7 separate regions of the Mus musculus genome follow, and regions 2, 3, 4, 5, 6 and 7 are each linked to region 1. A link is a loop called in an ENCODE intact Hi-C map of the cell type or tissue named here. Cell type or tissue: left cerebral cortex. All regions are shown on one strand. Region 1 holds the start of Prkce (protein kinase C, epsilon). Region 2 overlaps Prkce (protein kinase C, epsilon). Region 3 overlaps Prkce (protein kinase C, epsilon). Region 4 overlaps Prkce (protein kinase C, epsilon). Region 5 overlaps Prkce (protein kinase C, epsilon). Region 6 overlaps Prkce (protein kinase C, epsilon). Region 7 overlaps Prkce (protein kinase C, epsilon).

Region 1 (4,000 bases):
GAAAACTGAGCCGCACATGCACACACAGACAGCCCAGAGCCCCAGGACCAATGCTCAGGCAGCAAGTCTTTCCCTGGGACCCGGGACTCCCGGACGTGGAGGACCGACTCACCCAGTCCTCGAAGTGACGGCTCCCATTCTGCAGCAGCTCCTCGAACTGGATGGTGCAGTTGGCCACGAAGTCGTCGTAGCCGATAGGAGCGTCGTGAAAGACAGCCAGCTCGATCTTGCGCCCATTGCACACATCGGTGACGAACTCATCGTGCCAGGCCGGGCTGTTGGTCTTTTGCTTGGTGGCTGTTTGGCCGATGCGCGAGTCGTCCACGTTAAGGGCAATGTAGGGGTCCAAAAGGAACGTCTGTGGCCGGGGTCCCACCGCATGGCGCAGCGACCAGGCTGTGGGCTTCAAGCTCACCGCCTCGCAGATTTTGATCTTAAGAAGGCCATTGAACACTACCATGGTCGGGGCGGGGGTCACTCCGTCCGCCCCGAGGGCAGGATTGAAGAGCAGGAGCAGGCGCGCCGGGAGCCTGGGGGACTCCTGGGTCCCCTCTTGCCCCACCCCACTCACTCGCTACACCTTGTGGCGCTGCCTCCTGGCGCCGCCGATTCTCAGCGAGTGCATGTATTTCCTCGCCGGATTCCTAACGGAAAACAGGGAGGGGGGAGAGCTGGAGACGTCCGTTTTTTTGGAGCAAGTCTCTCCCCCCCACCACCGGCGACACCTCCACGGCAGGAGACGAGCTGTCGCCTCCGCTGCAAGCCGCGGGGGCTGCCTCGCCGCCTCGCTGGTTCTTCGGGTCCGTGTGCGGAGAAGCAGGCGCCGCGCCCGGCGCTCACCTACCTTTCCGAAACATAATCCCCGGGCAATTTCGACTCCCGGAGGGGGAGGGGGCGGCGGGACGGGGCGGGGACGAGAACCGGGGGCACAGATTTCAACCCGGATCCTCTTCGCCCACCCAGCGCCTGCCTCGGACGGCGCGGGGCGGAGGGTGGACTGAGGGATGTGCAGTCTATCCGGAGGGATGCATGTCGAGAGGAAATGGTCCTCCCCGGAGCCAAATTTTTAAAAAATCCACAAGCCGCACGATCAGCCCCGCCGTCACCTCCCGGGTTAAGCAGAGTCGCGCCGTAGCCGGCGATCGCGAGGCGCCCGGTGCCTGGGATCTCACATCCGCGCGGGCTTGGGAGGTAGAGGTGGCCGCCACTTGGGTTCGGGGCGCAGGCCGGCACCCGGCGGTGCGCAGCGCGGCGGCCGGGCAGGGACTGCGACTCCGCGCGGCCCCTCCTCCCGCCCGCCGGCGCCCGCCCGCCCGCCGCGCTCCCCGCGTCCGCGCTCTCGGCTGCCGCCGGCTCGCCGCCCGCCAGAGCGCTCAGCCCGCGATCTGCTTCCCTCGATCGCTGTGCGAGCGATTCTCCCTCCCTCTAATGCAGGAAATGCGCAAAAGACGTCAGTGTGTGTGAGTGTGTGTGTGTGTGTGTGTGTGTGTGTGTGTGTGTGTGTGTGCACGCGCGCGCGCGCGCGCCACTGTTTGGGGAAATAGAAAGTTTTGCCGGTTGGGGGAGCAATACGGGAAAAGTGAGCCGAGCAGAAAAGAGCAGGAGCGGGCCGGCCGGGTCCGTTTGCCGTGGCGCGCGGGGGAGCTGAGGAAGGACTCCGCGCGGAACCCAGGAGTGTGGCGTCGCGGAGGTGCGGGAGCGACTGTCGCAGGCCGAGTCTGTGCTCCTCGGATCTGCACCAGGAGAGCGGGGTCTGGACCCGGAGAGCAGCGGGCCGCGCTTTTCTCTCGCACCCTGCGGCCAACACTATCACTTAAAACTGGGCCTGGTGGAATGGAGGGGGTCGCAATGTCCAAGAAGACTAATCACCTTCCCCCACTCTGCCTGGACTGCGGCGGTCACCAGTCGCCCGCGGAGAGCTGGCCTATTTGTCACTCTGCCCTGGGATTCTCTACTGTGCCGCGATGGGGGAGGGGACACCCGGACTGCTGAGCCCTTCGGCTGGGTGTGAGTTTTGAAACCCTCTTTTTTTCCCCCTTGAGGAGACTCTCCCCTCTGGGGATTTGTTCTGGGCCTGATTGGGTTGCGAGAACTTGTGGAAGACTAGTAGAACCTGGGCCCGGCCTGGTTCGAATGTCTGTTTATTTCTCAAAGTGACTCCTCCTACTTATGCGGGACCTTGTGTGTGCCCCTTAAGAGGACAAGGCTTGATCCGCGCCCTGACAACCGGCGTTCGGGCTGCGGGAAAGCCCGATGCGTCCTCCTGGGGTCCAGTGGCTGTATCCATACTAATTTCCTCGGTAACCTTTAAACTCTCTGGAAGCAGCCGCGACGGCGGCTGGTCACGTGAGGCGAGCCCTGGGCTGCTGGGGAAGAATTTCCTGGGCCAGGGACCAGGACCGGGAAGGCGGGCGGCAGGGAATGGCTCTGTGCCGAGGGGGACTGGGAACCTGGGAGCGCCGGGCGGGGCGCGCCAGGCCCCGGGCGCCGCGCAGCGGGAACTTCCAGCCTGCGCCCGGGAAGGGGTTCGTCCCGCAGCTCTCCGCCGTGTGAGTGGAAAAAGAAAACCTCCGCCCTCACCCGAGTGCCAAGGCAAGTCCGGCTGTTCGTTCGGATGGTGAAAAGCTAAGTGTTTATCTGGCGACTCTGATAAGTGTGGATCAAAATGTACAAACCGCATTCCATTCACTTTTTCCTCTGTGGAAAAGGGTTATCATTTCTTGTAGTTTAAAGATGAGAAGGCAGTCTCCAGGAATGACATACCAAGTACAGTACACACACACACACACACACACACACACACACACACACACACAGAGTTCAGGGGTTTGAGTTCAGGCAGATCTCCTCCTAAAGTTTAAGTGTGCAGTCACGCCCCCTCCCCGTAGCTCACTTACTTTCCTGACAGCCAGTCCTGTTGCGTGGGATAAAAATGCACCTTTGCTATACAGATGCTGATAAAAATGCACCTTTGGCAATGATTATGGCCTTAAGATCATTGGCGCCTAAAAAATAATTTTAAAACTTCCTATAAGGACATGCAGCAAAACGTAATGACAATGAGACTTTCTCTCCAGGCTATGTGTTTAAGAAGCAGGCCCAGTGCTAAAAGAACAAAACAAAACAAAACAAAAAACCGGTAGGGATACACTCTAGGTTAAAGAATGCCCCCCCCCAAATCATTAAACAAAATGGTATTTAAAATATTTTTGAATAAAAGGTAATATTTTTAAAATAAAAGGTATTATTAATTTTCAGGATGAATAGAACATGCTAGTTTTAGGTCTTTTTAAATAGTTCACTAAGTACAGTTCTCTTTACTCAGGTTCTTGGCATCCATCAAGATTTTCACATAAACGGAAGGCTTCATTTGCCCTACTCTGCCCCGGCCCTGCTGGGCAGTCCAGCCAGGCAGGGATTTCTTGAAGTTAGAGATCCGAACTTAACTAGTTGGTGTTTCTTGATATGTCTCCAATTTTGTCTGATGGGCCCTATCTTACGTGCAAATAGAGTTGGAATCGGAAAATCATAGACATGATCCCTTCTTTTTTGGCATACTAAACAAGAAATAAATTTAAAATTAAACACTGAATTTGAACTTTAGAGTTTGTTTATCCCCCCCCCCTCCACTCCTCCCACACCCTGCTTCTACCAGCAAACAAAATGCCAGTAGCTTGCATTGGATGAATGTTTATATTAAAAGGGAGAAGTTGGGTATTCTCTGTGCAAACAGTGTGCTCATTACATCTTTGTTTCTAAATAAATCTCTCACCTTCCCACTCTCTAACCTAGCCACATAAAAACTCCCCAGGGACACCATGGATATGTGAGACACTAGCTTGTCAAAATCTCTCTCTCTCTCTCTCTCTTTCTCTCTCTCTCTCTCCCTCTCCCTCTCTCTCTCTCTCTCTCTCTCTCTCTCTCTCTCTCTCTCTCTCACACACACACACACACACACACACACCCTGATTTCAAGACAGGGTCCCACTAAGTAGTTCTG
Region 2 (4,000 bases), 59 kb before region 1:
AAAGCATAAATCTCTATGTGAGGATATAAGGTGTGACCTGGGTGGGTAAAGGTAAGGGCTCTTACCCTTCCTGCCTCTCCATTGCATTCAGATGCTTGCTAACAATTGCAACTCTCAACTGGGATTCTGTCTTGATGGGAAGTGCACACAGAAGCCTTCATATTCCAGAGATGGCTCTATAGCCTGATCTCGACTGCCCTCCAAGTCCTGCTGGGAAGTGATGGAGCCTTTAAGATCCAGGACCTAGCGGGAGGTGGCCAGGTCATTAAGGACAGGTGCCTGATGAGTACTGTGGGACCCTGGTCTCCTCCTCTTTTTCTCTTTGTTTCCCAGCCATTAAAGGGGTAGATTTTCCTTCTCTGTACTCCCACCTTGATGCCCTAACTCAGAGCAATGTGGCCAACTGGCCATGGGCTCCACAAGTGTGAAGCCAAATAACCCCCTTCCTCTTGACACAGCAATTATCTCAGGGATTTGCAGTCACACCAACAAGTGGGGACTGGGACACAGGCCTGGCAAGTGCCGAGTCACATGGTCTGAGCTGGCACTGTGGGACTGTGAAATAATGAGCCGTGACCCACAGAGACTTCCACTGAGCTCATCAAAAGTCAGCGCAACTCTTCAGACATGGGTGTGGGATATGATGGACTACAAGGAATGTAGTCACAATGTCACAGAGTTCTGCTGACAAGATCCCTTCTCTAGAAAAGGTTCCTAGTTCCCAAGTAGAAGCAGGAAACAGACTCTATTTCCCATCAGCCTAGGGGAGGTATACTAGGTTGTTATAAATCATAATGTAAATATTTGATATGCAACCCCTATAAGAGGGTTGTTTGACTCTAAAAGCATCAAGACCCACAGGTTGAGGACCACTAAAGCAATCCTGTGTAACACTTTTTTTGCAAGTTATAAAAGCAGCTGGGACCCGCTATCTCCCTACCGGACCACAGCCTTTCCATTCCAGTTTCCATAGCTTCCCATCCCATCTAAACCCCTAGATTTCACTTCAACAGGTTTCTGCAAGTGAAATCCTAATAGGGATGTTTCATAGTCCTCAAACCCTGTCAAGTTCAAGGACCAACTTCTAAGACCAAAGATCCTTTCATCTGCTCCAATGACCCCTGGCATGGAGTGAACAGGGACAGAGAGCCACGCACACACAGGCATCTAACCTGGAGCATCTGACGGCCGGCATCAAAGCCCTGCTCAGCACCCAGGCTCAGAACCATCTTCAAAAAGCCCTGGGGTCCCAGCAGCCACCGCAGTGGACATACCTCATTTCCCTGAGCGCCAAAGCAAGACAGAAGGCTGAATCAGGTCAGCAGCTTTTGATCTGAAAATAGGAACCTTCTCGACACTCTGTGGATTATAGGAATTATGCCTGAGAAAGCTACCTACTCCAGCCACCATCGTGCCAGGGTATCCAGGGATATTTGGCTGAGGGAAATAATTACATAGCCAAGTGCCATCAAACCACAAAACTAAAGCAAGCCCACCCACCACACCAGAAGACAAAGTCTTGAGGTTTATCTGAAATGGAAATGAAACAGTTAACCTCAAGATTTTCCATGGCTCCCTCCCACCTACCGGGGCTTTCGCCTAGGAACTAAAGAGGCTGGGGTGGTCCAATGGGACTGCACCCAGCGTCTCTGATGAGCACCTAAAGTCCTACCCAGTCATTCCCGCCTTTTCTGATAAACTATCATTTTCAGCTAAAATTTTCCACTCCTGGACTCAGCCCAAAGGTAAATTTATTTTGGAAAGTCCCAGACAGATTCTTCTGCAGCTAGCGTCTTAAGCAGGTAAAACAAAGGCTATTGCTTCTCTGGACATAAAATTATGTCCTGGGCGTACGGTAATAGATCAGGGCCCCAGTGTCACCTGGAGCCAAGCTCCACAGATACAGGGCCTCGGATATATTAAATATATTGTATTAAAGCTCATATAAAATGATCTGGGCGAGTAACTGAAATTTCATGTTTGACATTTCCATATGGGGATACTAGTAAGTCTCTGGCAATGTTAAGATTTAGGCATCTCAAAATACTTCATTCCTCTTATCTGATCCACGCCTCCACAGCTGCCTGGGGGGGGGGGCAGGAGAAGTGACCAACCAGGTTTCAGCTTGACAGATGGTAAGTGACGAGCAAAAGGCAGGCTGAGAATTCTGAGAGTTACATAAGGTAGACCATGAGTTCACTAGCAAGGTCAAGACTACTGCTTAGATCTTTCGTATTCCAGCGCCACATATGAGAGTCATCCAATAAGCACAAGCATTAAGCCGAGTCTTCAAACACAGTATTGTAACAGTTCATTTGTTACCAAACAAAATAGATGGGAGTGGGTATTCTACAAAGCTCGCAGTGTTGGGAGCTAGGGGGAGGTGGGAGGGGAGGCTCGTTCCTTCAGCCTCTAGTGAGAGTTCCTGGCAACAGCAGAACATAACAGATGAGCAGAAGGGGAGCAAGCGGCCATATGTTAAAGGAGCCAAGTACATGGGATGACCCCATTTCCTAAGAACACACTCTCAGAAGAACTAACTCCAAGAACACTGCATTAATCCCTTCAAAGGACAACACACCCAATGACCTGAACACTTCCCAGTATGTGTGCCTCTTGAGGGTTCTACCGCCTCTTGTGCAGCCATCTTGGAGACTCCTTACACATGGGGGCACATACCTAATCCACAGCGTGTACTCAACTGCCCTGGGCATAGCATTTCAGTGAAGCCTACTGCCTGTTACATTGAAAAGTAGAGGGGAAGGAAGAAGTGGCATTTATAGGGCACTTACATATCAGGCACCGTACCAAGCATTTCTTCCTTATAAAAACTCTACAAGACTAACATACCACATTTACTGCTCAGATAGGAGACAAGAGACCCAGACAGTAACTGGCAGAGTTAACATTAGGAATAAAGTGATCCTGCTAATAATACAGGCCACATCTACCCATAACACTAGGCTATGGAAGTCCTCCAAACTGCCATGTCACATTTTATAAAGAAACACCATTTAGGATGTGAGCTCTGAACTGTCCTTTACCCAGAACAAATGATAAAACAGCAAAGGCAATGGGTCTCACCCGTCCTTCTCCAACTAACCAAGTGCCACTGAGAGAGGGCTGTGGAGCTATTGAGGGTTAGCTAGCGGTGGTCCACGGAGAGAGGAAGTAGGAGGATCAGGAGTTCAAGGCCACCTTTGACTACACAGAAAATTCAAAGCCAGGTTGTATGGTACATGACTCTGTCTTGAGGGAAAAAAAATGAAAGGAGGAAGAGAAAGAAAGGGAAAGAAAAGAAAAATACAAAAACCAGACAATCTATAAACCCCTTGAGATATACAATACACTTAAGGAATACAAATATATTCTTTCTATATTAGTCATAAAAACAATGAAAAGTGTTGGATATGGTGGCACACCTCTGTAATCTGAGCATCTGGGAAGCAGGAGATTAAAAAGCTCAGGGCAACTGGAGCGGAAGAAAAGAGAGAAGGGTACTGTGGCAGGTGAGTCAGTGGGGTGCACCTCACAGTTGGCAGGACCTGCGTGCAGTCCCCTGAAACACACAGTAAGACAACCTGGAGACTAACAGTGTCAAGGGCTTGTAATGCCAGCACTGAGGAGGCTGAGACAGGTAAACAAACCCCTGGTACTTCCTGGCCAACCAGCCCAACCTACTTGGCGAACTCAAGCCAATAAGGGGCTCTGCCTCAAACATCAAGGCCACACACACACACACACACACACACACACACACACACACACGCACACACACACACACACACAAAATGGGGGTAAGGGAAGCCAAGAAAAAAACAATGATAGTCAAGAAATAATAAAATGCCAGTAATCCACATAGTATTGGAGGGTCCTTAACAAGATTTCCCTGACCTTCTTCTATGTGGGTATGGCCTACTCATACATCTCAAGACCTTGCACTAAGTAAATCATGGATGGATGGGTCAGTGGATAGATGGACAGATGGATGGATGGATGG
Region 3 (4,000 bases), 83 kb before region 1:
GTATGGTATGAGGTGCTGGAAGAGTCATGAAATAACAACTGTATTGGAGCCATGTAAGTGACAGACGGGCAGGACGGTCAACATTCACCTCTTTAAGTCTCTAGAAACATGATTTGCAGCCCCGTTCAAGACTCATCTAGAACTTGTGGGCTCCCCCCTCCTCCCAAACAGTTGGGAAAACAGGTGTGCACCCCCACCCCCAACCTCCCTACCTGCATTCTTCTCCCATGTCAGAGATGAGGCCCAGGGCTTTGCAAATGACAAGCCGGCAAGAGATGTTATATACTTAATACATATAACTCTTAAGCTAAGGGCACGCACACATGACATATAGTCCCCGTGTACTAACCAAACGTCTAAGATTCATTGCCAACAGTTTAGGCTTTCTTAAAACCTCACCCCAACTTCCCAACATTCACATAATGTTAACAAGAAGTATAAATCAGAACCATTACTTATAAAAGGATTAAAAGATCATCTCCCTTATCCAGGCAATCACACATAAGGGGGGGGGAGTCCTTGAAGGCATGCCTCTAAGGAAAATGAGGAGGAAGGGGGGCATTTAGGGAAGGCCAAGGCACACATAAAGGAGCCTCAAAGCTTACACGTGGAACAGCAAATAAGCAATTTTGGCCAAGGTCTGCTTTATCTGTGAGTTTGGAGACACTGAATTAGAAAGGCTGAGCCAACTCCATATGGGACAACCTTGGAGATTTGAGTAAGAAAATCCCACCATTAAATCTGTATTAATTAATGTTTTTTAACTCACACAATTAGTACTATAAACCTTGTGAACAGTTGTTGAATGAAGCTGGAGGTAGGGGAGATGGGTGGTCCTAAGGCCAGGTAAGAGGAACTTCTTAAAATACTAAGAAAAGGGTTCTTAAAAAAGACCGTGAACAGGCAACACTGAGGCTTCTGGGAACCAACCAATAGTCATCAAGGGACAGAGCAAAGGGCCAAGGGATGCTGCAGAGTCCAAGTAGTAGAGGCTGGGCAAACAAGTGCAACTGGAGACAGGAGGGGAAACTCGAGTGAGCAGTGGGCTAAAAGCTCGTCCTTTGCTTTGTTGAATCTGAGGTGTTGGATGATGTCCACAAAGCATTTGGAAACATGCACAGAATCCCAGATGGCGAGACTGTTGGTGCCCAGAACAAAGGTAGGCTGCTCTGACAGTCAGAAAGGTAGTCAGAAAAGAAGCAAGGAGAGTTCTCGAGCAGGCTGGGGGAGGCCCCAGTGGTGGCAGGTCCCAGGAGACATCTCCATAGCAGAGGGAAGGGGACAGCTGTCCAGGAAAGTCACAGCAGAGCCTAGAGTCCTCTGCAAGGCCACTAGCAGGAGAATCCCAGACTCCTGGATAAATCTACCCCACTCTAGGTCTCCTGTCATGTGGATGAGATCGTTGCTTACCGCCCTGTCTCCCCCAGGCTGCCCACGTGGGACTTGGACAGGTGATGTATGTGTGAGCGCTGACGAGAAAGAAGCACAGAGCGTTCTGGGCCTGGCAGCAGTCACAGGCCAGGTGGGGAGGGCAGGCTGGTTCCACGAGGAGTGTTCCGAGCTCCTGATTTATCCAAGAGATGGAAGAAAAGCTCCAGCAAGCAGGCAGCCTGTACACCAGCCAAGACGTGGGCCACGGGTAATTCATTCTCACTCACTGGCTGGCTCACCCACCTCCCCGGCAGGATTTCATGTGGAAGACAGCTGTGTAGGAGGAACGTTTGGTCTTAAGTTGGCAGCACTGGCAGAACCATGCTTCCTCAGGGAACGGTCCAGGCCCCCACAGAGTACTGGTAGAGACTCTCACGACCAGGTCTCTGAGAGCAGACAGAAGCATTAAATGAAGGACGACTTCCTTCACCGAGAAGGTGGCAGTTGGCTTTCTGAATACCCACACTCCTCTTTGTTGAGCTCCTGTCCCACCCTAGTTGCTTCCGTTTTCCAAGATCTAGCTGTGGGTCTTGCCTCGCCAGCGTGGCACACTTCTGTCACCCACTCTTCCTCTCTAGCTCCACAGGATCTCGGCCGCACCAGAGGCTGCAGGTTCTGGTCTCTCCACTGCCTAATGCTCCCCCTGGCCCATCTTTCCCTCCTCTTGGTGGAGGACAAAGTCCAGGACAGTGAGAAGAAAGGGGTTTGGCCTTCTGCGTTCTCCAGGAGCTTGGCAGTGTGGTAGGAATGAGGGTGCCGCCTAGCCTGCCCCCTTAAGCAACCACAGGACCTGACAGAAAATGGGAGGAGCTTAAGCAATCACACAACACGATAGAAAATGGGAGGAACTTAGAATCCTTGCAGTGCAGACCAACAAAGTGAGAGTAATGGGCAGGCCTCAGAGCAGGAGGATTCAGGAAAACCTCCAGGAGGAGACATCTCTGTGTTTGCCTTGTCCCACACTGGTTTCTTCTAGTTTCCCCTAACACAGGGGGAAAGCGCTTTTGGTAGTGTGATCCAGTCACAGAAAAAAAACGGGTCCTGACAAACACAGATCTGCTTCCCTTTTGTCACACCGCAGAGCTCTCTGACCTTAGAAAAGTGAACTGGTCTCTACCAGCCTCAGTTTCCCATTCATAACATGAAAATAGAAACACGTATGTAAATTCTCCCTCTCCCCTTCCGTCTCCCTGTCTCTGCTTACTGTGACCTGAGCGCCAGCCACCACTGCAGACTCAGAGTCCCCTCAGAGCGTGAAGGTGGGGCGCACAGGGATGAAATGGTTCATCCACGGTGGTCAGAGCTAACACACGGGGAGCCAAGAATCCCTCTTGTGTCACCAAGAATCAACCCCTGTCACCTCACGCACCTTCAGCCCCTCCCAATGCTCTTGACCAAACTAAACAGCTCCGAAGTACTTGTTCCCATGGGAGTGGCACTCCCTGAGGACTCACAGAGCCAGAGGAGGGTCCACAGCAAGAAGAAAAATACTCAACTCGAAGTTACAGAACTCTCTACAGGGAGGTAGAGAAACACCAACTCTGCCACAGAGACAGTGGCCCACAGTGTCTTAACTGCTTCATCCCCAGGTTCCAGGGACTGTCCATGCCATGGGTGTAGAGAGCTGTACAAGGGGTGTACTGGCTAGTTTTGTGTCAACTTGACACAGCTGGAGTTATCACAGAGAAAGGAGCTTCAGTTGAGGAAATGCCTCCATGAGATCCAACTGTAAGGCATTTTCTCAATTAGTGATCAAGGGGGAAAGGCCCCTTGTGGGTGGGACCATCCCTGGGCTGGTAGTCTTGGGTTCTATAAGAGAGCAGGCTGAGCAAGCCAGGTGAGGCAAGCCAGTAAAGAACATCCCTCCATGGCCTCTGCATCAGCTCCTGCTCCCTGACCTGCTTGAGTTCCAGTCCTGACTTTCTTTGGTGATGAACAGCAGCATGGAAGTGTAAGCCGAATAAACCCTTTCCTCCCCAACTTGCCTCTTGGTCATGATGTTTGTGCAGGAATAGAAACCCTGACTAAGACAAGGGGTTTCTTGGGTACTGTTCCAGGATTGGCCCCTGTGGCAGGAGGGAAGGAAGCAAGGGCAGTCAGAGAGAGACATCAGTAATTGGTCTCAGCCAAGCCAAAAAGAAGCCCTGTGGCAAAGCTGGCTTTACAGAATTGCCTCAGATGGTGTGAATGGGATCAATGTTTACCACCCCCCCATCCCCACCTCTGCAGTCATCTTCCTGTGTTGGCTGCTCCAGGGTGGGACAAAGCCCGGGGCTCTTTTCCTGTAGTCTAGCCCTCCTGGGAAGGAGGAGCCAGTGCTATGCTATCAGCAGGACCTACCTGCAGCCACTGGAGGATGAGTGCTTCAGGCCCACAGGAGGAGGTGGGCTGTTTATTGAGACTCTTAATACACTGGTTTCAGGGTGATCTTGACACGTGCTGGTGTGGGTATAAGGGCTTGCTGCTTCACCAAGGCAGCAGGGCACCCAGCCCTGAGCACCTGTCTCCCCTTAGGCTCATCTGGAGCGCAATCTGTACCACAAAGCCATCTCTTCTCTTTTGTCACTCC
Region 4 (4,000 bases), 130 kb before region 1:
CTAGTGTCAGAGGACTTAGATGAAGGACAGGAGGAGGCTCACTGAAGCTTTAGTAGCAGAGTCAAGAAATTACCGCCCCCCCCCCCCCCATGGCTCAGTTTAGGAGACTATAGAAGGCGAATTGAAGGAGAGAAAGGCCACCCACCCCAACGGCTGCCTATATGAAGATACCCACTCTTTGTTGTGTCCTTACCACTGTGAGTTCCTTATATGGGATGTAAGAACATATATAACCAAAGACTCCCTCCAGCCTCATTTCTATTCACTATTGATTCAGAGAAGAGATACCACTTATCTAGGGTTTAGAATACTGTTTTTAAGCAAAGGAATTTGAGGGGAGGGATGGCCAAGTCCTGTTCTGAGCCATCACCTGTGATCCTTTCCAATGATGAGTTAAATAATAATAATAATAATAAATAATAATAATAATAATATATCCTGACCTTGTGGCACCCCAGCCTCCAGTGACCTCAGGAAAGAGATGAGGAAGAACCAAGTTTAATATTTCTGAAAGACCAAGGGAATTCACGTGTTCACCTGAACCAAGATGTTAGTGTTGTGATCAAGTCTTTGTTGTTTTATTATCACGCTGGTGCAGAAGTTACATATGGGCTAGTGGTGGGCAGCCCTAGGCACTACTGTCTGACCAATAGAAAACAGGGAACACACGCTTCCCATTTTAAGATGAAAGAAGGCACTGTTCAGAGACATAGGTAAACTCAGTATGTTTGTGCAAGAAAACATGACTGAAGCTGGACGCCTGGGTCTGGGTGGGATGCGGGAGCAGTAAGGCAAGGTCACCACATGCTCTGGCATTCCTGTCACCTGAGCTGTGACAGACAAGCTGTCCTCAGTGGCCCAGCAGTGCCCACAGCCAAATGGGCTTAAAAGGAGACACACTCCTTCAAGGAAGCAAGCAAGGGCGCACCACTTTGAGAGAAGGACAAGACCTATGGGGAAAATGAGCATCCCAGGGGGATCAGATGTCAGCTCAGCCCTGCCACCAACCATCTGGGGTTGGAGCATGACTCTTGTTTTCTACCCGTGCCTAGAAAGAGCAAATCAAATCGGAAACATGAATTATCGCTTTCTGTCCAAGAGCTAATGGCCATCCTGTCTTGAGTCACTACTTGACCTGACTCAAGGAGTCCCAGCCCTTTTGGTCAAGACATCAAGTCTGACTGGCACAAGTCCTGGCAGTCACCACTGCTCTGTAAGATATACAGGGACAGAGAAACAGGTTCAAAGACACTGTGAGAATGTGATCAGCTGAATTAAAGATATGGGAAACCTTACAAATGACTCGCTTCTTTGACAGAAGAAAAAGACCGAGAACAAACGAACAGGAAGAAGAAGAAACGTGAGGACAAAATGAATCACGGAGAGCACTAACCAAACCCAATACGAAGGGCCATTGTCAACACCAAACAGCCTTAGATGATAACAGTGTGTCAGGCAACTGGGAAAGTCTGAACAGATTAAAGACCAATGATACGAAGGCACCTGCGCTTTTTAAAGTGTGAAGATGCCTTTGTGGCTTATGCAATTTTTGGACATACCCTTATCTTTTGAGATAGACCCAGATATATTTACAGAAACAATGTGGGCTGTTTGGAATTTCATTGAAAGTCATCCATTTGAGAGAGCAATGGCAGGGAACAGAGATAGAACAAGATCTCCCGTGTGCTACTACATGCCAAAGCCTAAGAAAATGGAGTTTTTGTACTTTTTCTGGTTGTATGTGCCTGCGATCTCAGCATTCAGAAACCGGTGGCAGGAAGGCCTACTGGGAAGCCAGCTTGGGTAACATGCCAAAAACTGTCTCACAAAAACCAAGGGCTGTAGCTGTGGCTCAGAGGTGGAGTCACTGCTCAGCAGCTACATGGCTCTGGGTTTGAGTCCAAGAAGAGAAACCTCCGCAGCAAGCTAAGTGAGGGATGTGATTTGAGTTTTATGACAGTAAGACAGTTAAAAATAATCCTATACAAAATAAATTGCATATTATTGAGTATATTATTCATTAACTTACATTGTAAGTTATATCATTATTAACTAATTCAAGTCCCGCCCTCACTGGACTGCTGAGAGGCACCAGTAAGGAAAAGTCAGCTGTCTCCGGACTTGCTTCTAAGATGCAGTCCCGTGCACACGAGGTAGCTCATCAGAAGGTGTGCTGGAGTAAGAACACTGTGCCCAGCGTATCCATCTGTTGAAATATTAATGACAACTAAGCACTTAGGTCAGGAGAGTCAAAGGTCACATTCTGAGCTCCCACTAGGTGGCAGTATTGCTTTCTTGCCATTATGCAAATAGAGGGGCCGACCACTGGGGGGGGGGGGGGGGACCGGGAGGTGGGGAGAGGAGCAAGCATCTCTGAAGTGCATGGCAGGGGGAGGAAATGTCTGCAGTTCTGTCCCATAACAGTAGGACAGAGGTTAGCCTGGAGCACCGTGCCAACCGAACAGTGCCAGCACTGATGATGAAATCCATGGAGAGCCTTGGTCTCTCGGAAGTGGGTGGGGTCAGATACTGAACACAGAAGAAGGAGGGGAGAACAGCCATGGAATGGAAGTGGAGATTCTATCTCAAAGACGGAGGAACAGCCAACAGTGAGAACGCTCTAAAAGCCTGAACCATGACTCAACTTTCCACATCTGAAAACCAGCATTCATGTGACCAGTGGAAACGGAGCCCTCTCTGGAGGGACTCATGCCGACTCCATGAAGCTACCCAGCCGGGCACATCCTTTTGGAAGGCCAGTCTCCAGTCTCCAGCATGCCAACCACCGTCAGGCTCGCCTCTCTGAAGTATTACAAAATAGAAGAAATGTATTCTTCATGATGTCCCATTGTTCACAACCCACTCCCTAGCTTCCCGATGGCTTAGGCCCAAAGCTGCCTGTCTTCCTACCAGATGTGGGCTTCAGAAAATACTACACAACACACCCCTCCCACCTTGGCTCTTCTCCAATGTTGCCAGTGAAGAGGCTTCGCCATCCTCTTCACCTAAAAGGCTACCCTAATTTGCTATTTATGTCCAAACCACCTTCCAGATCCTTATCCAATCAGAGCAATATAATGAACACACTTGCCTGCCTACCTTACGGCCCAAGGGTTTGAAACCGGTCCTATCTCCAGCCCCTTCACTCTGATATCTCTGTTGGGCTGTTGCTACCATCTTTTCTCCTTAAGCTCCCACAGCTCTAGGAGGAAAGGGCAGATGGAGCTACTGTAGAACGGATGGTGTCACGGAGGCATGTGGGGCTCTGCTATGAGCCCAGGTTCCAGTCTTGAGTCTATATGAGCTCAATGGGCTTACATAACATCTCTAGGTCTTGGACTCTCTGTCTGGACACAAGGCACCAGGATGTGTCTGGTATGTACTCTCTCCTCAGTTCTGTCCCTCGTCAGATGGGTCCCTGTGCAGGTCAGATCCATCTGTAGGAATTTGTTGTCAGCAACAGCACGGAGCGGGAGCAAGGTCAGGAAAGGGGGGCTACTCAGTGCTCGCTGGGTTTCTCTGAAACGTTGAAGTCACATGCTCCCCTGGAACATTCCTCAACTACACCTTCCAGGACTTGGTTAATTAGAAGCAGGGAGAAATCTAGGTACTGATGGCACCCACCTCACTCCTCTCTGAGGTTTGCCCAATACTCCCTCTCCTGTCCCATCCGCTTTCAAGACAGTTGAGTATCGATCTGTTGGTGTGCTCGCAACACTACACGCTGTGACATGTATTCGGGATCTCAGCTCTGTTACTGTGTGTGGCAATCCCATTTCCCAGGAAAGCAGGGGGACACGGTTCTGAGAGCTTCTGATATTCACCCAGGCTCCTCGACACTGGTAAAATGGGTGAGCAAGAGTCACTGTTGGCTTCTTCAGGATCTACCATCTTTGCCTTCATATAGCTTAATATTAAACAGTTGATTCACACAAAAGGATATTTGTAAAACATGTGTGAGTTACGAAGCGTAACAGGAATCTGGGCACCCAACCAAAAC
Region 5 (4,000 bases), 67 kb before region 1:
AGAGATGTCACCGAAGAGGAGGAGCCAAGATCCACAGGAGAGAAAACAGCATGTCACTGAAGACTGAGTCCCCAGAGATCCCAAAAGTTAGTGAGCAATATGACTCAGGTCCGGCGGCACCTACCAGGGGTGTCAAGACATCAGAAGGGAAGGGAAAAAGAGGTGTTCTCCCAACTAGAGTCTATTTCTGGCCCAGTGACAAAACCAACCAAACGAAGATAACCCAAAGTGACAAGCCAAACACGAGGTGGTAACCTAGAGCAAATGACACCCAAGTCCACAGGAGAGCAAGGGCGCTTATGGAGCATTGTGAGGCTCTGTGTTCCAGTCCCAGGACTGCAAAAGATATAATAAAGCAATGAGGCAACAATAATAACAGTGTACATTGCTAAGGGAGTTGTCTGCTCAGCTGGCACTTGGAATTGTCACTTGTTGCCAGCTCTGTGAGGCTCAGCCTCATTCTGTAGCAGAAAAAAAAAAAAAAAAATTCCTGATTGCTTAGGAGCAAAGGCCAGAGGGACCTGAGTTACAGGTGTGGGAGTCTAGAAACTGAGAGGCGAAGGATCAGTGGTTATCTGTTGACCCAAATGCCCACACCTCCAGCCACGCGTCCACTGCCATGTTCACATGGAAAAGACACTGACACTTGGGGCAGGGACTATTGCTTCAGGCACACCTTGGTGCTGTTCACACAAATTCGATTCCAAGAATGCCAGAGAGATTCCACGAGGGGCCTGACAGGCTCATGATCCACTGTCCCTATGCCTGGAAGGTATTCATTGAGAGCAAGCTGGAGCCTTGTATTTTCACATGGTTCTTGCCCTTCCACATACAGGACGGAGCTTCTGGAGCCAAGAAAGCCTTTTTTTACTGGGCCACAACCACGTAGGGGAGGGAGAGATGAGGACGTTAGTGTATGTTTCCATAACTAAGGGTATAGGTTCTTTCCCACCTCAGGACCTTTGCACATGCCATTGTGCTTGAACACCGACCACCCCCAAGTCCTCCTGCTTCCTCAGGTCACTGTGCCTTCCCGAGGGCCCTCCCTAACCAAGCTGCCAAAAACCATGCCTCCTGTTTGCACTTGGATTTTAGCCCCTCTATTCCCTTCAGGGCTCTTTATACAGGGACCATGGCTGCCAGCCACTTAGCATAGTGTTTGGGAACACTGACTTTTAGTGAAGAAATATTCAATTATTGAAGTAAATGTTCCACTTGCTCATGAAATAATGATGGTAGTAAATGTATTCCTCTACTTCTTCCTTGGCAATAGAAGAAGAATTCAGGGGTTAACCCCCACCCCTTTTCTCAATCTGGAAATACAGGGACAGTAAGAAACATTTTACAAGAAATAAGTTTACAAACCACGCTGTACAGAATTAAAGTCCTTTTGTGTAAACAAAGATTCCTCTGTTAAACCCACAGACCTGCTTCCTAGACAGGTGCTGGTGAATGGGGTTGGCAAGCCTATGCCCAGCTTCGTGTCTCCTTTGCCGTCAGGAGACTTCCCTTTGCTGGCCTGCCAAGCTCTTCTTCATGGAAGTTTTCATCTTTTGATCTATAAATATTCATGAGTTCCTTTTTTTTAAAAAAAATGAAAACTCATTGAGCTTTCAGGAACACGTCTGCGCTGCAGCACTGGTCTGCTCTCGGGCTGCAGTTTTCTGCAGCAAGATCACCTGTTTGCACTGGCTGGCGCTCCGTGAGCCTAAAGCCCAATCAGGCACACAGGAGGAGAACACACCGCCCTGAGCTAACAAGACACAGGAGCCTGTACAGCTGCCCATCACTCAGCACCAGGCATTTCCTACCTATGCCAGGCATGGGAAAGATTTGCTCTTAGCCTCCCTTGGGTTTCTACTCTCCTTACTCATCTAAGGACGAGATGTGCAAAAACAATGGCACCCTCTGGGCATCTGGAAATCCGTCCCAAACCTTCTCACATCCATGTTTGTGTCAGTCTTCCAAGACGTTGGTGGAGAGGGTAACTCTAGATCAATGGGAAAGATGAGGCGTGTATGAGAGAGAATGCTACAAGCCAGCCACTATGCAGGCTATGGATGCATAACAAAAGTGGGAGGGCTTTGAGATCACGACAGGATGGCAGGCAAGGCGACAGTGATGCCATCAGCACGAGTCCCCATCCATTCAAAACCTTTGATCATCAACCATACCCCAAATGTACTTCCAGGCTCAGCAAAGGAGACACATGGAGGGATACAAAGATAAATGAAAAAAGACCCCTGCCCATCAAGCAAAGACAAGTACCCTGGCGACGCTGAAAACCTCCCCACAAATGAGGACCCTACCACAAATACAGAGTCAAGCAGATGAAGCAAAGAGAGGACACCCAGCACTGTGCAAGAGCAGAGCTGGCTTTGAACTAGACACAGTAGAAGCAGAAAGCATGTCCAAGCAGAGGAACACATCCAGGCCCTGGGGTTGGGGGTTGGTGGTAACAGGTCATGAACAAATGCAAACTAGCAAGAATGGCCAGAATGCTGGGCCATGGGCCCCATGGGCCCTGCTAAGGAGTCTTTCCTGGGAGCTACCTATAAGTCAGGCTCCTGAGGGAGCGTCTTTAACAGGAGGTCTCAAGGGGAGATGGCTCAGTTGGTAATGTGCTTCTGTGCAAGTGTGAAGACTCTCGCAGATCCTCAGCACAGCAGTGTGTCTCTCTTAATCCTACACTGGAGAGGCAGAGGCAGGAGGATTCCAATGGTCTGCTTGCCAGCTGGCCTAGCTAATAAGGGGACTTCAAATTCAGTGAGAGACGCTGGCCCAAATATTAAGGTAGAACACGTGGTAATCTCAATGAGAGTGGCCCCATAGACTCATATACTTGAAAGCTTTGGTCTCCATTTGGTGGAACTGTTTGGGAAGGATTAGTAGGTGTGGCCTTGTTGAAGGAGGTGTGTGTGACTGGGGTTGGTCTTTGAGGTTTCAAAAGCTCAAGCCACTTGGCTGCCTCTGCTTTTAGACCAAATGTAAGCTCTCAGCTACTGCTCTAGCACCAAGCCTGCCTGCCTGCCTGCCTGCCTGCCTGCCTGCCTGCCTGCCTGCCTGCCTGCCTGCCACCAAGGTCTAAATTCCCAACCATGGTGCTCATGGACTTGGCTCTCTGCAGCTGTGGGCACTGACACAGAATGCTTCTGGTATAATTTACCTTGGTCACGGTGGTGTTTGGTCACAGCATTTTTTAAAAGGTAATTGAGACAGTGAGAGAGACAGACACCCGATACTCACCTCTGGCCTACACACGCGCACATAAATAGATAGGTAGATAGATAGATAGATAGATAGATGGATAGATAGATAGATAGATAGATAGATAGATAGATAGATAGATAGATACAGTGATTCATAATATTATCCAGGCACTGGGAAATACAGACAGCGCTACCCTACAGGATACAAAGGCTTGTATGAAGATATCATTATCCAAATATGTAACATGGATTTAAACTAGAAATGTCCCCATTCTTTCATTTTCATCTACCCAGTGAAATAAGTGGGTTTTTTTGGTTTTGGTTTTGGGTTTGGGATTGGGTTTGGGATTGGGTTTTTTTTTTGGGGGGGGGTGGAGTTTTGTTGTTGTTGTTGTTGTTGTTGTTTTTTGTTTGTTTTTTTGGTTTTTTGGGGTTTTTTTGCAGCTGTTATAAAGTTGCTGCTGATGGAATGACGATAGAAATGAGAGCCTGTAGGCACTGATCACATACATGTTTTCTTAAGTACTTAGGGCTAGACAAATGCTGATTTATTTAAATCTCACGGTGAGCCTATATTATAAAGACTTTGAGTTTATTCACTTCCTGTAGGAGACGGAGACACAGAGATGTTAGGAAACCTACCCCAGGTCACACAGGAGTAAGTAGCACAGCTGGGCTTCGCAGTCAGTAAGTCTGGCCTGAGTCCCTGATTTTGGACACTAAGTCCTCAGCCCCTTGCCTGCACTGTGACCAGCACTGTGGAAACTTGCCTACAGCTGTTTGTGGCTTTG
Region 6 (4,000 bases), 180 kb before region 1:
TTTATATAAGGTCCCAAAACAAGCAACACTAATTTACAATGACAAGAACCACAAGGGTGACTACCTCCTGGGGGCAGAGGTGACCGATGACTGCCAAGAGACACAGAAGAACCTTTGGGAAGATGGAAAATGTCTCTACCTTAAATGTCGTGGCGATGGCGTGAGTGCACACATTTGAGGAGATGCAGCAAGCGATGCACTCAAAATGGCTGCCCTTGGCTGCATGAGAGTCGCTTCTCAATGAAGTTGCTCTTTATAAAGAAGGAGGAAAAAGAGTTTTCACCTAAGGATTCCTCCACAAGCTTCCTTTAAATAATAAATCATCTTTCCACCCTCAGAGCATTTAAAATTTCATGTTCCAGTTTTAAAAATAAAAGGACTCATTCAGGGTTTTTCACGAGCACATCTGTCACACAACATAATGTACACCTACCCGCGTGGGCGCACACATTCACACACCACCCACGGGTGCGAACACATTCGCAGGCACGCAGCTGAGCCACCCTCTCCTGTCGTCTGTGATCAAAATACAATAATAGCAAGAAAAACACATCCAACATGAAGGTTCACGCGTCTACCGAGTCATTTAAGCCTCTTTCTCTGTGTGCAAATCTCTATTTCCCCACAGATAAAATAAGATGACCTTGCCAGATGATCTGTGGTGAGTTTTGATGGCCCAAATGACCTAAAATTACACAAAAAGGGTAAATAAATAATATCATTTGATAAGTCATTCTACAAGTTAAAAAAAAAAAAAAGGAAAGAGCTCTAAATGTGGTGGCTACATCTCTGGAATTCAGAAGTGGGAGCAGCAAGATGCAATGTGTTTCTATGCTTAATGGTTGTGCAGAACACACACACACTCCAGCGACAGACTCTTTCTATGGGGACTCTTGCTTACAATGTTCTTCTTAATTTTTTTATGTTTTTATGTCCCCCGCCCCTCCCCCATCTCTGTGTGTGTATGTGTAGGTACACATGTATAAACATGTGTGAAGGGAGAGGATGGCCTCAGGTATTGTTCTTGCCTTCTCCTTGTTCAAGGCAGGGTCTCTTGGTGTTTGCTGCTACACACTGTAGATACACTGGCCCACAGGCTTCCTTAGAGACTCTTGTCTCTGCTTCCTGACTCCCTTTAGGAGCACGGGGCTTACAGAACACATTACTTTAGGAACACTGGAATTACAGAACACATTACTTTAGGAACACTGGAATTACAGAACACATTGCTTTCCCGGGCTTTATGTGGATTCTGAGGAGCTGAACTCGGAATCTCACACTTAGGAGACAAGGCTTTACCCACTGAGCCATCTTCCCACCCACTAGCAGGACATTTCATCAACAGGAAACAGGAGCTGCCGCATGGGATACGGAGACCAGACCAGAGCCACCTTCTCTGTTCCTAACCCTTTTGTTTTGAAAATTCCATCCAGGATAATTTGTATAAAGTTTTAAGTCAGTACCTTTTTACAAAATAAAATGTCCTTTTGAATGCATTGGCTGTGGGGACACCGTAATAAGTGTCCCTCAAATCTGCCTGGCACACTGCTTTTCCCATCCCTCACAGCCAGCTCACAGAAACCAGTTGCAAAGCAGCCTCGTGAACGTCACATTGTCTACACCAGAAGCCGGCATTGCCTATCTTAGCTCTCGATAGGCCACAAAGGCAGTAAACACAAGTTAGCGCCTCTTCCTCTTTCCAGTGGCCCAGAGACGGCCCTGAAGAGCTGCCAGCTTCTTCTGGTGACACAGGTGGCTCAAAGCAAATAAGTCTATGTGCTGTCCAAACCCAGCAAACATTCCAAGGGGCCAAGCCTTACAGAGAGCATGGGTGATGGTTTACGGAGCATCACCTGGTCATGGTATACATAATGTTTCTATCTCAGAAGACAATGGCAACACACAGCTATAAGCCCTGACAGAAGGTGGTGGGCACAAACAGAACAAGCTGCACAAGTGTAATCCTATCTGGTCCTTCAGAAGTGAAAAGCTCCCAGCTCTAAGCCTGTATTTTGCAATCTGTATTTTGTTTGGGAATAGTCTCTCTCTCTCTCTCCCTCTCTCTCTCTCTCTCTCCCTCTCTCTCTCTCTCTCTGTCTGTCTCTCTCTGTCTCTCTCTCTCTCCCTCCCTCCCCCCTCTCTCTCTGTCTCTCTCCATTTAGATGTATGCTTAGCTTATTTTCCTGTTTCTCACCTTATACCAGGACGGCTCAGTGATGGAGACACTGATGCTCGACTGTCTGGGTTCAAATTCCAGCACTGTCTGTTACAAGCTGTGTGGCACTTGCTTTGATTTCTTCATCTCTTTGTGAACTAAGCCCTTGGGCCCATGCTCCATAGCTAGCAAAACCAGAGATACTTCTTGGACACGACAATGAATGCAAAGGCCCTGCAATGTCCTCCTAGATCCTAACTGTAAAGCACATGAAACCTACACAAAGCAGCGGGGCACCTCAGGCAGTGAGCACGGACTGGATGCAGGCTACCCAGTAGTAGGCAACCGCTGCCCTCTGGACACATTTCTGTACAATGATATTCTGGATATCAAGTCTGATTCCTTATTGCTTTGCTCATACAGTTGGAACTGTGTCCTCTGAGAAAAAGAACAGTTTTGTAAAGATCGTGGAAGCATGAAACGTAAGAGTCAGAAACACTTAGAAATAACTTGGTCCAAGAACACAAAGAAACATAAATTAAAAACAAGGGTAAAATCTTTTTCCCTTTTGTTTGGCAAATTGACCAGTTTTTCCTCTTGGGCTATGTATTTCTGTGTTATTGAGAACTAAAATATAACCCAAACTGACTGTAATGAAGTGTTTGCTTTTCAGAAATCAAAACCTACTTGTCTGCTTGAGAAGGGAGCCTCTTGTCCCATCACTTCCAAGGAGGACCGATTTTTAATAAGCCCTGTTGGAGTTTTTCTCATGGCCTCTAAATAACGCATGCTTCCCCATACTGGTTCATTACTCTAAGAGTTCTCTCTTCCTTGCTGCTTCTATAGATGAGCTCTTAGCTCAGCTGACAACTCCTTCCTCATTCCCTTTCCACAGAGCCGTCTACATCCTGACTCTCAGTTCTTAAGCACTTGATCAAGGTCAGCGGTACAAGCTTGCCTTTGCATATATGGGGTCCTGAGTTTGATCCTCAACATCACACACACACACACACACACACACACACGCATGCACGCATGCACGTATGCACCCACTCACCCACGCACGCATGCACACACACGCACCTTACTCCTCAATTTCTTTACAGCTGGAAAAAGACACGGAAAGGGTCAATTCCTCACCACATGAACTATCTCTTACCCTGTACATTTCTGTAACTAAAAAGCATCAGTGCGTCTTGCTTTCCCCATCTTTGGCCTCCCCTGTTCCTACATCTTTGTAGTTCCAACGTTAACTGTTAGACACTTCAGGCTGACCGTGCAGACATTCTGGTCTGTCTAGCCATAGTTAAGATCCATGCTTTGTTAAGCAGTGGTTCTAAAATCTGAAAATTAATATTATTTATGTATGAAGGCTTTGTAAATCGCCAATCTTTACACTTATATACTTGCCTATATTCACATTCTTAGCCACTCACAAAAGCAGTAATTCACATGCTATCCAGTGGGCAATATACCTATCCTCAAACTCAAATGGAGTCTTCATGTTCCATTCTACCGACTACTTTTCTATGGTCACCAAGGTTTCCCAGGATCCTTTTCTCTAGGATGTGTCCATCTGGAAATCCACCATGGCTTCCCTTTTTCATTTGGCCCAGTGGCTTTCTTGGTTGATGCTTAAGTATGGTGCTGAGCCTCAGGTCACTGCTGGGTGCAGTCACTATCATCAGAATCCCTTGTCTCCTGTTATGGGTTTTTTTCTAGGAAGGTGTACTCTGACTGAAATTCTGATGAGCAAAAGGGTCCAAAGTCATCATTCCAAGACTTGGTGTGCCTGTCTTCATGAGGGAATGATGCTCTGACTAGATAAAGAATTCTAGGTTTTAA
Region 7 (4,000 bases), 49 kb before region 1:
GCATCATTAGAGGAGCTGTTGGGCAAACTCAAGCCTGCCACCCAACTCCATCCCCCAGGGAGGAGCATCCCCTCTGGTTACAGGCATGCCACCCTCCACCCAACACCCGGCTTTTGTTTGCTCATTCACCCAACTGGAGATTTATATTTTATATCAAGTCAGACTGTTGATTTTGCCAAAATAAAACTCTTAAGTGTGACCAGATTCTGGAAGAAAACAATACAACCAAATTCACCTAATCTGGGACCTGAGTCTTTTTTTTTTTCCTAGATTGTATTTTAATTACAGCATTTCTCCCATCTCTTCCCTCCCTCCAAGCCCTCTCTCACATATCCCCTCTCCTTATCTGGGTACTTTTGTATAAATTCATAGCTGTATGTCACACACACACAGCCCAGTTTAGCCACTTTTCCAGAAGCTTGCCCACAAAATGAGCATGGGTTTCCTGACGTGCAGCCAAGCGTCACACGTGAATGTGTCGCCCAACGGAGCATTTGTGGAGAAGAAAGCCAGCACCAAATGATGTCTGCTCCAGCCATAGCTGCCTGGAAATTGAAAAGAAGTCTACAGGGAGATGATATAGGCTCAGGAACTCAATGGAAACTGCCCTCTCTCCCTCTCCCCCTCTCTCTCCTGTCAGATGGCTACTTTCCATTCACTCTGCCTGGCACTGATATGCACACAAGTTTAAGATGCTCAATTTCTCTTGATGTAAAAAGAAGAGAAAAGAAAAAAGAAAGGAAAGGAAAGGAAAGGAAAGGAAAGGAAAGGAAAGGAAAGGAAAAGGAAAAAAGGAAAAGGAAAAGGAAAAGGAAAAAAGGAAAAGGAAAAGGAAAAGGAAAGAAAAGAAAAGAACCCAGCACTTGGGAGGCAGAGGCAGGCAGATTTCTGAGTTCGAGGCCAGCCTGGTCTACAAAGTGAGTTCCAGGACAGCCAGGGCTACACAGAGAAACCCTGTCTCAAAAAAACCAACAACAACAAAAACAAAACAAAACAAAACAAAACAAAAAGAGAAAGAAAGAAAGAAAGAAAGAAAGAAAGAAAGAAAGAAAGAAAGAAAGAAAGAAAGAAAGAAAGGGAAGGAAGAGAAAAGAAAAGAAAAGAAAACAAAAGAAAAGAAAACAAAAGAAAAAAGAAAGAAAAAGAAAAGAAAAAGAAAATGTATGTGGGTTGAGAATTCCTACTCCAAATATCCAAAATGCTCTGAAATCCATTTTTTTTAACTTGCATAACTCAGAATATTTCAGGGTCTGGGGTTTTTAATTAGGAATATTTAACCTTGTAGAGAGTCCTCACAGAGATCCCAATCTAACAGCTGAAACATTTCTGGGTCCTAAAATTTTGGAAGAGAAATACTCAACCTATATACAACTGAAGGATCAGGGGACAAATTCCAATTCCCTACAGGGACATCTAGGTGCTGATTCAGCAGCAAAGACTTGCTGAGAACTGGGGTGGTCATGGGACCACTCAAATGATTCATTCCTGGAAGAGGCAGCTCCAGGGAAGGGATTGGAAACAGTCCTACCAGTGAGCTCTGAGGATGGAGGTAGGGAGGTCCTAGGACATCCAAGTAAAATGGCGTCTGAAAGGAAACCGCCCTACGAGCAAGGTCACCAGCCCTTCAGAGCAGCCGGTCTCAACCTTCCTGATACCTCAACTCTGTGTCCCACTCCCACCCACAAAATCATTTTTGTTGCAACCTCATAACTGTCATTTTGCTACTGTTATGAACTGTAATGTAAAAATAAAATCTGTGTTTTCCAGTGGTCTTTTGGGGGTTGTGCCCCACATTTTGAGAACCGGCGTGCTAGAGAAAGAAGCAGTGCCACAGCCTTTCTAGTGCCAACCAGTCCACAGGGAGTGAAGAGCACCGGCTGACTCTGCCCCCCACTCCTTTTTTTCTTGCTTCTTCCAGTTGCCATCTTTTACTCTGGTTTTGACTAATAATAATTAATAATAATTTTGGTACGATAGTTTTCAACCCACATTTTAGTCAAGAACCCTACAGAGTCAAAAATATCATTTCAAGAGGCAGATAGTACAGGGCTGCCTGAGGGCTCTTTAGTGCTCCCCCCACCCCCCAACCCAGAACAAGAGCAAACAGGCCTGGGCAGCCGAGAGGGCAAGCTTGGTAAGGCCAGCAGGGGGCGGTCTCCTCCTTACCGAGGCAGGTACACACAGGTAGTGCACCTTCCAGTACATTACCAGTGATGCAATCTATCACAGCCACATACATCAGGGTGGCCCGTTTTATTGGCAACTTCTTGATCAGTAACATCCACTCCTGATATCGGAATAAATTCAACCTCAGGGATAGATAATCTCCATTATCGCTGCATCCATTAAAGGAAGAGTGGTCATGAAGAAATTGGCTTTCACTTTGGAAACAAGAAAGAAGTGGGATAGGTGCTGGAAGGATAGCTTGGTGGTAAAATGTGTGCCTCACAAGCATAAGGACCTCACTTTGGTCTCATGCGGAAAGGTGGGTGGGGTAGTCCATGCTCATATCCCTACTGCTGGAGAGGCACAGGCTGGGAAACCTTTGGGGGTGTGCTGTCCAGACATCCCATGCCAAATTTAGAGCTCCGGGTTCCAGGGAGACACCTTGTCCCTGACACCAAGAATGATGGATGGTGACTGAGGAATGACACCATGGTTGGGTGACCTGTAGTCTGGAGAGGGAGAGAGGGAGAGAGAGAAAGAATATCACACCCAGGAAAAGAATGAGAGCTCTATGTGGAGATCCCAGAGTCATATGTGGACTCTAGAGTCTAAACATTTACCTCCTGGTCCTCAACTGCCATATTAGGCCATTAGAGCTGGAGTATCCAAAATTCTAATATTAGGATGTGATATCCTAATATTCTGATTATTATTGATCTTGTTAAAATATTATATGATTCTAATTGTTCTGAGTACTATCCTAGTAGTCTCGGAGAATGTCCTCCAGTATTATCCTAACACTGTCAGGAGCCACATGGTGGCCAGACTTCACTGCCCAGAACAATCTGGAAAGCGGACTCCTCTGCTTGCCCTGAGAACTTTCTCGCTGGATGAAAAACTGAGACTCAGGTTCTCAGGGCCCCGCTCGCCCCCACAGACTGCTGTCATGTCTTCTGCTTATTCAGAAAGGCCTAAATGTTTCAAAGCAAATGAAAAGATGATGCCTGCCGACTAGGTTCTTCGCCCACCACCGCGGCAGCCCTGAGGGAAGGAGGATACCAAAATGAAGACGCAAAATGGAGAAATCCAAGCAAAGGCATAGAGAGCCTCGACAGAAACTCCGTAAAAGGGCAAGGAGAAAGGCGTGTGCCGCCACAGCTTCCTGCCAAAACCTTCATGGGGATTTGGAAAAAACGAGGTATCTCTGTCAGGGCCCCAGCAAATGCCGTGTGAAAGAGCTGCGGCTGGTATTTAACAGGGCCCCAGAAAGCCTTTTTTATCATTTTTTTAAAAAGGTAATTATTTTAACCGCTGATGTGTATAATAAACTCTTGTCAGCCTGACATTAAAATCTGTTTCTTTTCTTTGCTCCCCACCTCTTCCCTGTGAGCCCTGCAGCCCACAAGCGTGGCACATGTTCTATTGTTATCTCACGGTCTCTTTCGGAGCTCCTTGGTGGGCAGTTGTTCCGTGAAGCTGTGGTGTGTTTGCTTCGAGAAAGACACCATCTCCCCGCAGGGATGGGAAGGAAGACTGAACGTAGGCAGCACTGAAGCTGCGGTATAAGACTGGGTCTTCTCTGGGGGTGGAGAGGGCTTCTGTACAGTCATTGTAGCAACAGAGAGAAATGCAAAAGGGAACATTACCAAGATCCTTTGAGGCTAACAGCAGGAGGACACAGTTGCAGAGAGAGGAGGGAGGGAGGGAGGGAGGGAGGGAGGGAGGGAGGGAGGGAGGGAGAGGGAGAGGGAGGGGGAGGGGGAGAGGGAGAGGGAGAGGGAGAGGGAGAGAGAGAGAGATGGCTGAGAAATGTTTAGGTTTCCTGAGGATCTGA

The links. Peaks named below come from ENCODE experiments on the same cell type or tissue, not always from the same donor. Only the 100,000 strongest peaks of a DNase experiment are listed, where the experiment ranks them.
Region 2: a loop joins it to region 1, with 2.3 times the contacts of the local background. A loop is called at or near these places in 25 of 42 quality-filtered maps.
Region 3: a loop joins it to region 1, with 5 times the contacts of the local background. A loop is called at or near these places in 5 of 42 quality-filtered maps.
Region 4: a loop joins it to region 1, with 4 times the contacts of the local background. A loop is called at or near these places in 24 of 42 quality-filtered maps.
Region 5: it touches region 1 in a loop (2.5-fold over the local background); 8 of 42 quality-filtered maps call a loop at or near these places.
Region 6: it touches region 1 in a loop (3-fold over the local background); 7 of 42 quality-filtered maps call a loop at or near these places.
Region 7: it touches region 1 in a loop (2.4-fold over the local background); 25 of 42 quality-filtered maps call a loop at or near these places.

Annotation. Positions count from the first base shown.
Region 1 is chr17:86,165,053-86,169,052 of GRCm38, reverse strand. It overlaps Prkce (protein kinase C, epsilon), which reads right to left and starts at 1,268. Exons shown (of 15, transcript NM_011104.3): 1 at 113-1,268. The coding sequence starts at 460. It overlaps Gm5817 (predicted gene 5817), which reads left to right and starts at 1,568. Exons shown (of 2, transcript NR_165800.1): 1 at 1,568-2,592; 2 at 3,326-3,586. In left cerebral cortex, CTCF peaks have their summits at 590 and 1,566; DNase peaks (open chromatin) are centred at 1,082, 1,486, 1,956, 2,311 and 2 more places; H3K4me3 peaks cover 2,724 bases; H3K27ac peaks cover 2,340 bases.
Region 2 is chr17:86,224,123-86,228,122 of GRCm38, reverse strand. All of the region lies in intron 1 of Prkce (protein kinase C, epsilon), which reads right to left. Among named protein-coding and RNA genes, the nearest start is that of Gm52296, 17 kb to the left of the region's middle. In left cerebral cortex, no CTCF peak of the experiment used is centred here; DNase peaks (open chromatin) are centred at 562, 1,663, 2,180 and 2,428; H3K27ac peaks cover 2,315 bases.
Region 3 is chr17:86,247,872-86,251,871 of GRCm38, reverse strand. The region is part of intron 1 of Prkce (protein kinase C, epsilon); the gene reads right to left. Among named protein-coding and RNA genes, the nearest start is that of Gm52296, 6.6 kb to the right of the region's middle. In left cerebral cortex, no CTCF peak of the experiment used is centred here; DNase peaks (open chromatin) are centred at 1,170 and 1,643; H3K27ac peaks cover 1,468 bases.
Region 4 is chr17:86,291,865-86,295,864 of GRCm38, reverse strand. The region is part of intron 1 of Prkce (protein kinase C, epsilon); the gene reads right to left. Among named protein-coding and RNA genes, the nearest start is that of 2010106C02Rik, 6.7 kb to the right of the region's middle. In left cerebral cortex, a CTCF peak has its summit at 2,255 (motif pointing right); DNase peaks (open chromatin) are centred at 1,839, 2,286 and 2,899.
Region 5 is chr17:86,232,443-86,236,442 of GRCm38, reverse strand. The region is part of intron 1 of Prkce (protein kinase C, epsilon); the gene reads right to left. It overlaps Gm52296 (a long non-coding RNA gene), which reads left to right. Exons shown (of 2, transcript XR_003952295.1): 1 at 1-4,000. Among named protein-coding and RNA genes, the nearest start is that of Gm52296, 8.9 kb to the left of the region's middle. In left cerebral cortex, no CTCF peak of the experiment used is centred here; a DNase peak (open chromatin) is centred at 1,594; H3K27ac peaks cover 1,289 bases.
Region 6 is chr17:86,341,900-86,345,899 of GRCm38, reverse strand. The region is part of intron 1 of Prkce (protein kinase C, epsilon); the gene reads right to left. Among named protein-coding and RNA genes, the nearest start is that of 2010106C02Rik, 57 kb to the right of the region's middle. In left cerebral cortex, no CTCF peak of the experiment used is centred here; DNase peaks (open chromatin) are centred at 449 and 1,628; H3K27ac peaks cover 1,832 bases.
Region 7 is chr17:86,214,133-86,218,132 of GRCm38, reverse strand. The region is part of intron 1 of Prkce (protein kinase C, epsilon); the gene reads right to left. Among named protein-coding and RNA genes, the nearest start is that of Gm52296, 27 kb to the left of the region's middle. In left cerebral cortex, a CTCF peak has its summit at 2,148 (motif pointing right); DNase peaks (open chromatin) are centred at 459, 3,230 and 3,661; H3K27ac peaks cover 1,533 bases.